Regions from separate parts of the Mus musculus genome. Here region 2 is linked to region 1. A link is a contact called in ENCODE Hi-C or POLR2A ChIA-PET data. All regions are on one chromosome and are shown on one strand. The core of a region is the stretch at or near the end of the contact, and the rest is flanking DNA. Distances in the headings are between cores, read along the strand shown.

Evidence for each region. A loop is a pair of places that touch in the nucleus more often than their neighbours do. ChIA-PET counts read pairs that join two places held with the same protein, here RNA polymerase II (POLR2A).
Region 2: a loop to region 1 is called in a map of left cerebral cortex, with 4 times the contacts of the local background. The contact joins the promoter of Elf1 here to the enhancer-like site in region 1. A Hi-C loop is called at or near these places in 1 of 37 maps with a recorded cell type or tissue (left cerebral cortex). POLR2A ChIA-PET finds 5 or more read pairs at or near these places in 3 of 5 experiments (Patski and embryonic stem cell).

Annotation. Positions count from the first base shown.
Region 1 is chr14:79,442,658-79,446,994 of GRCm38, forward strand. No RefSeq gene overlaps it. Among named protein-coding and RNA genes, the nearest start is that of Kbtbd6, 7.0 kb to the right of the region's middle. Within about 2 kb of position 2,749, at least 1 of the 3 ENCODE cell types and tissues checked has a DNase peak (open chromatin) inside an H3K27ac peak, as active enhancers do; it is left cerebral cortex, where a contact is called at or near this core.
Region 2 is chr14:79,478,364-79,482,635 of GRCm38, forward strand. Elf1 (E74-like factor 1) reads left to right here and starts at 2,831. Exons shown (of 9, transcript NM_007920.4): 1 at 2,831-3,274. Wbp4 (WW domain binding protein 4) reads right to left here and starts at 2,905. Exons shown (of 10, transcript NM_018765.3): 1 at 2,568-2,905; 2 at 2,010-2,082. The coding sequence starts at 2,569. n-TEttc4 (a tRNA gene) reads left to right here and starts at 3,305; the gene lies at 3,305-3,376.

The sequences.
Region 1 (4,337 bases), core at 1,499-3,998:
GACGGCCAGCAAATGGCTCAGCAGCTAAAAACACCTGCGTGTAACTGTGTAAGCATCCTGGGAATCCATGAGAGAAGGAAAGAGCAGACTCTTGAAAACTGTCCTCTGACCACCAAGTTACTGTGCCCACAGTGTCTCACACAATAGTAATAAAATAAAACATAGCAGCAGCAACAGTAACAATACCACAATGAAGCCAGCTTCAGGGTCTATTGACAGCCACAATGTCAAAAGTCCTTTGTTACCATGTGTTGTGATACGAGGACTTGAATGAGAGCATTTTTAACTTGTATATCGTTTGCTAAATGATGAAAACTGGGTATTTCCTGCAGCTGTGCTCAATTCGGAGGATCCTAGTTTCGCTGGCAACATTTAACACATCAGGAGGTAATCAAACACGTGCCTTCTCTTGTTTGAGCCTGGTCATGACCTTACCTTTGGTTACATCAGTCTCAGTTTGACACAGCCCATTTGATCTGCTGCTTATGAGCCTTGACAGCCTCAATAAACACAGTCTGTTGTCTTCTGTAATCCCTGTGCTGGCTCCGTGGTCATGGTCAACTTGACAGCATAGGGTCAAACTTGTTTCTTGTGGGGACACTCCAGCATGTTGTCTGGGGGACATGAGTATCGTGTGTGTGTGTGTGTGTGTGTGTGTGTGTGTGTGTGTGTGTGTGTGAGAGAGAGAGAGAGAGAGAGAGAGAGAGAGAGAGAGAGAGAGAGACTGTGGACACCTTTCAGTCCAACTATCTTGGCTTTTGAAGCCTTCAGACTAGCTTAGACTCTAGGAAGGACTGGGGGCCCCTTTGCTTTTGGCACTACCTTGGTTGAAAGGCTTAGGTTGTATTTATTGCTTATTATTTTAAGTTCAGTTTTTTCTTCTTTTGAGTTTTTTCTTCTTCACTATGTAGCCTTGGCTGACCTAGAAATCTATGTCTATCAACCTGGCTTTGAACTCACAGTGATCACCTGCCTCTGCCTCCTAAGTGCTGGAATTAAAGATGTGCTCTGTCATGCCCAGCTGATTTAAAAAAAAAAAAAAAAGGTGTGTGAGCACATGCATGGTTTTATGAGTATTTGTGCATGTGGGAGCCCTCAGATGTCCAAAGACGGTGTCAGATCTCCTGGAACAGAAGTTCCAGGCAATCGTGAGTCACCATGTGGGTGCTGAGAATGGAACCCAGGTTGTCTGCCAGAGCAGTGTGAGACCACCAACACTCAAAGTACTGCTGACCCATCTACTCAGCCACCCACTAGCATATAAGAGAGGCTCCTCCTCCTCCTCCTTCTCTTCCTCCTCCTCTGCCTCCTCCTCCTCCTTCTCTTCCTCCTCCGCTGCCTCCTCCTCCTCCTCTTCCTCCTCCTCCACCTTCTAGTTTTATGGAAAAGTTGCTACATCAAACTCATGGCCTTGTGCATGCTAGGCAGGTATTTTACCACTGACCTATATGTCCAGCACTAGATATAAGGCTTTCTGTTAAAAGTAATTTAGAACCAGGCCTAGAGATGCACACCTGTAATCCCAGCACTTGGGAGATAGACACAACAGGGTTGGGAGTTCAAGGCCAATTTCAGGTGCCTAGAAAACCACTCTGAGGCTAGGGAGATGGCTCTGTTTGTGAAGAGATTCCTACACAAGCCTGAAGGCCAGAGTCCAGATCCCCACCATCCATGTCAAAAGCTGAACACAGCAGGGTATGCATCTGTCATCCTACGGGGGCTGGCTGGCCAGCCAGTGTCACTGATCCGAGAGCTCCAGGTTCACTGAGATGTGCTGGGTTAATACCTGACGTCAACTCTTGCCCTCCACCTGTACGCACATGCATGTGCATGATGAACCCCATGTGCATGATGAACCCCATGTGCATGATGAACCCCGTGTAGATCATAACAGAGTCATTCATCCCTAGGTTTCTCAAAGCATTCGTGATTCTGCAAGTCTACTTTAGATTAACATTAAAAGATGCTTTAATCCTTCCCATCATTAAAGCTTATGCACCTTCGAGGGCAGGCTGCGTGACACACATGTGACAGTGTACATGCGTCTCCGTCACGTGCTGAAATTGTTTATCCTTTCCTTTATTGTTTATTATCTGTCTCCTCTGCTACAACATGCTTCCTTGGGGAAGAGACCACATCCGTCTTTTCCATCAGTCTCGAGATCAGTGGGTCTCAACCTGTGGGTATCCACTCCTTTGGATGCTAATGACCCTTTTTTCACGGGGTGGAGGGGTAGAGGGGTGGTGGGGTTTTCCTAATACTTTTAGAAAACACTGATGTCTACATTATGATTCATAACAGTAGCAAAATCACAGTTATGAAGTATCGGGAAAAAAAATGTATGGCTGGGGATCACCACAACCTGAGGAACTGTATTAAAGGGTTGCAGCAGCAGGAACATTGAGAAGCGCTGGCCTAGACGGTGCTAAGCTCATGAAAGAAGACACACATGACTGTGTGATATTTGTTTTGATTTACAGGACAAACACCGGCATTCAAAGCGCATGTCATTCACTGAGTTCTCCAGAGCTGAAGAAAAACAATTATACCAATCCCCATCCCACCTCCCCTTTTTGGTTTGGGTTGCCATAGCAACCCAACCAGCCTCTAGCCTACAATTTAATTCCCGCTGTACTCATTCTCCCAGAAGAGCCAACAGCGTTTTAAATTTTGAACTAATCATGCCTTTATAAATCACATTTCTCACACCGTGGAGGGACGCGGAGAGGTTTCATCTTTTCAAATGGCAGAGAATTGAGCTCAAATCTCTTCAAACCAGTAAGTGCAAAGGAAGACAAAACAGAGCAGTGAGCTGCACGGCCACACTCCTACCGTGCTCCATTCTCTTCTTGTTTCCCAATCTGCCCACGGGCAGCTGCAGTTTCTCTGGCGTTGCCATCCAAGTCATCAGGGAAGTCCTGAAAGACAGTGACTATGAAGAGGCGTCGGGAGAGCTTTCGTCCAGCGTCTAATTTTCTCCTCTTCTCTTCTTACCCATTACTTAACATTCGTGGTTAGCTTACAAATCATTACATCTTAACAAAAATTGAGTAATTTTCTGAAAAGGGCCAACATAGCCTATGCCCCCATGCCTGCCTACCTCCCACACCCTCACATTGCACGGATTAGAACTGAGTTTCATTAGACTGGATTAGTCATTGTGGAAATCAGATTATTAAATCAGCAAAACAAGGTTTATTTGGGTCACTCAAGCAGCCATGAATTTAGTTTTTAAATATTTGTCTAATTTTCATGTGTGTGTGTGTGTGTGTGTGTGTGTGTGTGTGATGGTGCACACTTGCCATGGCACACATGTGGAGATCAACCATGGATCTTGTCCTCCTTGGTTTGAGGCAGGGTCTCTTCGTTGTGCCCACTGTACACTGCTTGCTTCAGGCTCTGAGCTCCTGGAGGCTTCCTGCTCTCTGCACCTTCCTTCTCACCGCCACAAGAATGTGAGATTACAAAAACACTCCACTGTGTCTGCCTTTCTATGTGGGTTCTGGGGATCTGAGTCCAGGTCGTCAGTCTTGGGTGACAAATGCTTTTATCCACTGAGCCATTTCCTTGGACCAAATGTGTGTGTGTGTGCTCAATTTGTTCATTATTTATTTTTGAGACAAGATCTCTCCAAAACCTCTTAATACCTTGACACATTCAAAAATTAGGATTTCATTATGTAGAAAACATAGAAATATTCAGGTCATACTGAGTGACTGTAGTTTATTTCATGTGTATATGGCTGCTTTGACCGACCTGCTTCCTGCTGGGGTAAGAACTAGATCAATGCCTAAGACCACTGGAGCTCTAGGAAGGGCAAGGTTATTTGGGAAGATTCTCTGAGGAACAGGGGTCTTGAAAAGCTGTGGCTTGGAGTGTGTGAGATTCAGTACACATGCCCAGGGCCAGGGGTTCGTACCTGAGAGTACATACAGGAGGAGATAAGACTCAGATAAGAATCAAGGAGATAAGAGTCCGTTTTGACAAGGAGATGGAAATGTCACTGTTGAGCTTTTGGAGGAAAACCTTAAATCAATGAAACAAAGCCATGGGAACGGGCGGGCCTACAGCAGGAAGACTCAGGCATGGGATGACCTTGAGAAATTTACAGTAAAAGTATAGAGAATTAGGGCAGGCTGTGGTGGCCCGTGCTATTAATACCAGTTGGCAAGAGGCAGAGCAGGCTCATCTCTAAGTCCAGCCTGGTCTATGTAGAAAGTTGCAGGTAACTTGGTGGGGGAGGGTGTCTCAAAAATAACCAAAAATAACAAAAAAAAAAAAAACCAAAAAACAAAAAACCCCAAACCATTTATAGTTGGGTATGGAAGTACATACCC
Region 2 (4,272 bases), core at 1,581-4,080, 36 kb after region 1:
AAGTGAACTGCGTGCACTCCCACAGGCTTTTATTGAACAGAAAGGCAGCACACAGTTCCCTATGTACTGACATGGGAGACACCTTCAGGATACACTGTTCAGTTAAAAAAACCTCTGTACCCTGTGAACAAGATGGAATAAAATACATACACACAGAAACAATGAAAGGATGGACCTGAGCAAAGGGGGAGGTGACTTCTGAAGAGTAACATAATTAGATGGCTGGGGACAGGGATGGCTGACTGAGCACTGGGGCCTACATAAATATCCAGAAGTTCTCACAAATTATAGATGTCTGGTGGAAAGAAATAAGAAGTACCCTAAAAGTCCTGTCAATCAAACCCTGTATGATGTATTAATGGAGCTATTCTAATATACTCCTCAGAGTACCTCTTTAAAGCTAGAGTTTGTAAGGCAAACAGTTGTCTCTATTGTTCCTATACCGAGTTACTTACAGCTGATTATACCACACAAAGAATACTGTATTAAAGCACCATTCAAAATTAAATAGTTTTCACTAATAAATTACTAGATATGTAGGGAGATGCACACAGACCTCTAGAAAGATAATTTATTTTCATAACTCATTAAAGTTATTTTATTGCATAGGTACCTCCTGGGATATTTTTTTCAATTTATGTGGTTTTAAAATCTCATGGCAGTTTTGGTAGGGATTAGCCTAAGCCAAATAAAATATGCACAATCTTTAGCACCTACTAGCAAAGCCAAAGGGAAGAGCAAAACTCCTCTCAAAGCCTAAGATGATTTAGTAGTGTGTAATGGCAGACTGTAGCACAAAATATGGCATCATTCCGTGGTGTACAATAGTTCTGCCAAGTAATACGTTATGTATATGCAAGACACTATAGGGTTTGCTTTTTCAAGACAGGATCTCTCTGCGTAGATCTGGCTGTCCTTGAACTCACTCTGTAGAACAAGCGGCCCTTGAGCTCGGAGATCTGCTTAATAGCCTCTGGATACTGGGATTAAAGATGGGAACCACCTCTGCCCTTGCTGACCCTGTAGTTTTTCAAAACGTATTTTCTGGGTCTACGCCCCTGTGAGTGTGTAAGGACATGAGCATAGCCGCTAATGGAGGTCAGAAGAGGCTGTCGGACACCCTGAAACTGGAGTTACAGGTAGTGTCGAACTGCCATGTGGGTACTGGGAACTGAACCTCAACCCTCTGCAAGAGCAGGAGTTGTTACTGACTGTGAAGCCATCTCTCCAGTCCCCATAGCCCACAGCTTTTGATACAGTAGCTTGTCTGATTGTAGAATGTCTAAGAGGGAAGAAAGCCAGCTGACGTCTTACTTTATGCTTTAAAAGTTGGATCTAAGTGGTGGTGCACACCTTTAATCCCAGCACTCCGCGAGGTCAGCCTGGTCTACAATAGCCTGAGTTTCAGGACAGCCAGGGCTATACAGAGAAACCCTGTCTTGAAAAACAAAAAAACAAACAAACAAACAAAAAGTTGGATCTAGGAGTCTAGCCATGGTACACACCTTTTTTGCCAGCACTTGGGAAGCAAAGCCAAGTAGATCTCTGTGGGCTGCGGGCTAGCCTGGTCTACAGAGTGAGTTGCTGTCTGGAAACCCTGTCTTGAAAAATCACCGCCCCCAACCCCCTTGCAAAAATAGTGGGCTCAAGGCTTTCAGCATAAGGTATATTACAGCTGCTCCCTTTGTATCTCACCAGGGAATAATGCTGTTCTCCTTCCTGTGGAGAACAGGAAAAACTACAATATTCCTTTTTAAGGGGCAGGTATTCCATAAACAAGATTATCCCACTCACTGTCCATTTCCTCAAAGTCCCCAGAAATAATTTGGCCTTAAAATCAAAGTCAGATTGATGAAAAGGAGAAGGCTATAGCTTTCATAAGAGGAATCAAACAAAAGAAACCTTTTTAGGTTTTGAAGAATAAAGAGCACTATACACGAAAGTGGCTTATACACACTAAAGTCAAAAAAACAACACATCACGTGAATATTTTAATAAAAATTTCATACAGGCCTATTGTCTGCTATCCAGCACTTGCAGTAATCACAGAATTTCTTTGGTTGTGACTTCCAGTAGTCGGCCCTGAAAAGATAAAAACAACTCTAAGCTTATCCAAAAATTGAAAGGAATTTTTACAGTTGTTAAAAAATGGGATATAAGGCTGTTTTCGGACTTCTGTCTTAGCAAAGCAGTTGTATTATTTATGTAAAGCTAAAGTCCGTGGAAAACTGCTCTCCGGTGAAGGTAAATCACACTGCACCGAGATGAAGAAGTCTCAAAGTATTTCTCTTTCCCGTGCCCTTCTAGCTAATTCATTCGTTCTGGGGACGCGAGGCTGGGAAAAGCCCCTGGACGTCTGAGGCCGCAGCGCCACCCCGGCCCCGGGCCCGGGCCCCGGCGGGCGGGCGGGGGCGGCACCCGAGTCCCCGGCTCCTGCCTAGAGGGCGGCCGCGTCTCCGAGAGAACCGGCCCCGCAGGTCGGGCGGCCCCGGGCGAGCGGAGGGGCGGGAGGAGGCCACTCGCGGGCGCCTGGCGGCGCAAGCCCGACCCGACCCGACCCGACTCACATGACGGCGGCAGCTCCGCGGGCAGCCCGCGATCCCGCTCACTGATGTCCGCCGGTGGCTCAAGCCAGGACCTCTCGGTCTCGGCGTCCCCCCCGGGTACGGCGTTTCCACGGGTGGACTACGGCGGCCGCGACGGCCCAACCCGCGCGCGCGGTTGTCACCGCCTCTTCCCCTCCCCCACGGGGCGGTACTCGCGGCGCCTGAGAGGTGGGGTCGGTATAAAGGGGTTGAGGTCACCCAGAAGGGACGAAAGCGCGACGGGACCGGAGCCGCGGGCCCCGAGCGTCCGACCCAGGCTCCATCCCGCGGTCCTCACGCCTCCCGGGATCCAGAACCTCCACTCCCGAGCTGGCTCGCAGCCGAGAGGCTCGATCGCCTCCCCCCAGCCCCGGCCGCACGCCGCCGTTCCCACAGCCGGCGCCGCCCTCGGCTTTGCCGGCTTGCCCGCCCGCTCTGTGACCGGGGAGCAGCCCGGGACCTGACGGCTGAGAAAGAAAGGCGCAGCCGCCCGTTCCGGGAGCGCACGGGGCGCCCGGCTTCGGCTCAGAACTTTCCAGGGGCGCGCACCGGCCCCGCTCCTCCCCCCCGCCACGCCCGCGCGCTCCGCCGGGCTCGTGCCCGCGCGTGGGGCAGCGGCCGCGGGGGCGGCTTCGGCGGCGCGAGTTGCAGCAGAGTGGCTGAGTGGTAGCGGCGCTGACGCTAGTCAGGTGGGTCACAGCAGTGCTTGTAGCAGCACTTCCCATATGGTCTAGCGGTTAGGATTCCTGGTTTTCACCCAGGCGGCCCGGGTTCGACTCCCGGTATGGGAACAGTGTCACTTTTTGCTCTAGTTGAGTTTACTTGCTTAGTGGCTCTGGCTGACTTCTGCAGCCGTGTTCGGGGTGAGTTTGGGAGCAGGCAGTGTAGTTGCTCCCGTGGATGGGAGCTTGGCTCTCGGAGGCCGGAGGAGCGCGGCGGCCGCTCTCGGGCCCGCTGCGAGAGGAGTTTCGCTTTCCCCGCGGCTGTACCCCGCCCTCAGCCCGTACTTTTCCAGGCGCTCGGGAGGTGATGATTAACTTGGGCCTCGCCTTATCTCCCCCCGCCCGGGTGCCCCCTCGGCCCACACCCTGCTCCGCCGCCCCCTTCCTACTCGGCGGGCCGGGGCGTGCCCGCTGCGCTCCAGTTACTGTCAACAGCGGCTGGAGACCACCCCGCTGCTCCCTATCGCCAGACCCCCGCCGATCCCTTGTCGCCGGCTGGGCTCTAGGACCCCCGCCGCGTGCACCCGAGCCCGGTCCACCGCTCCCCCCCCCCCCCAGCAACCCTCGCCTCAAGGCTTTTGCAGAATGTCTCTTATTTTCCTTCTAACTCCCCTTTCCTCTTCAAACACACGGCAAACTGCGGAGAAGAAAAATACCACTGGGATGAGATGTCTTGAAAGAACAGAGCCGGCTTTCCCGGAGGCTGTTTGGAGCGTCACTGATTTAAAAAAAAAAAAAAATCATGGGATGGAGGTGGAGCTTGGAAGACAGAAAATTAGCCCGGAGACTGGGGAGGGGATGTTACAACAAAGTTGCACTGTACTTTTAAATATAGAAGCCCTGTGTTTATTACAAAGAAGCGGCCCAGCTGTGTCAGCAGCCTGAGCGCCGTACACGAAACAAAAGCGTTATCATAAATGCAAGTTGAAATTAGAAAATTGGGGCAGCTGTAATGTTTAGTCTGT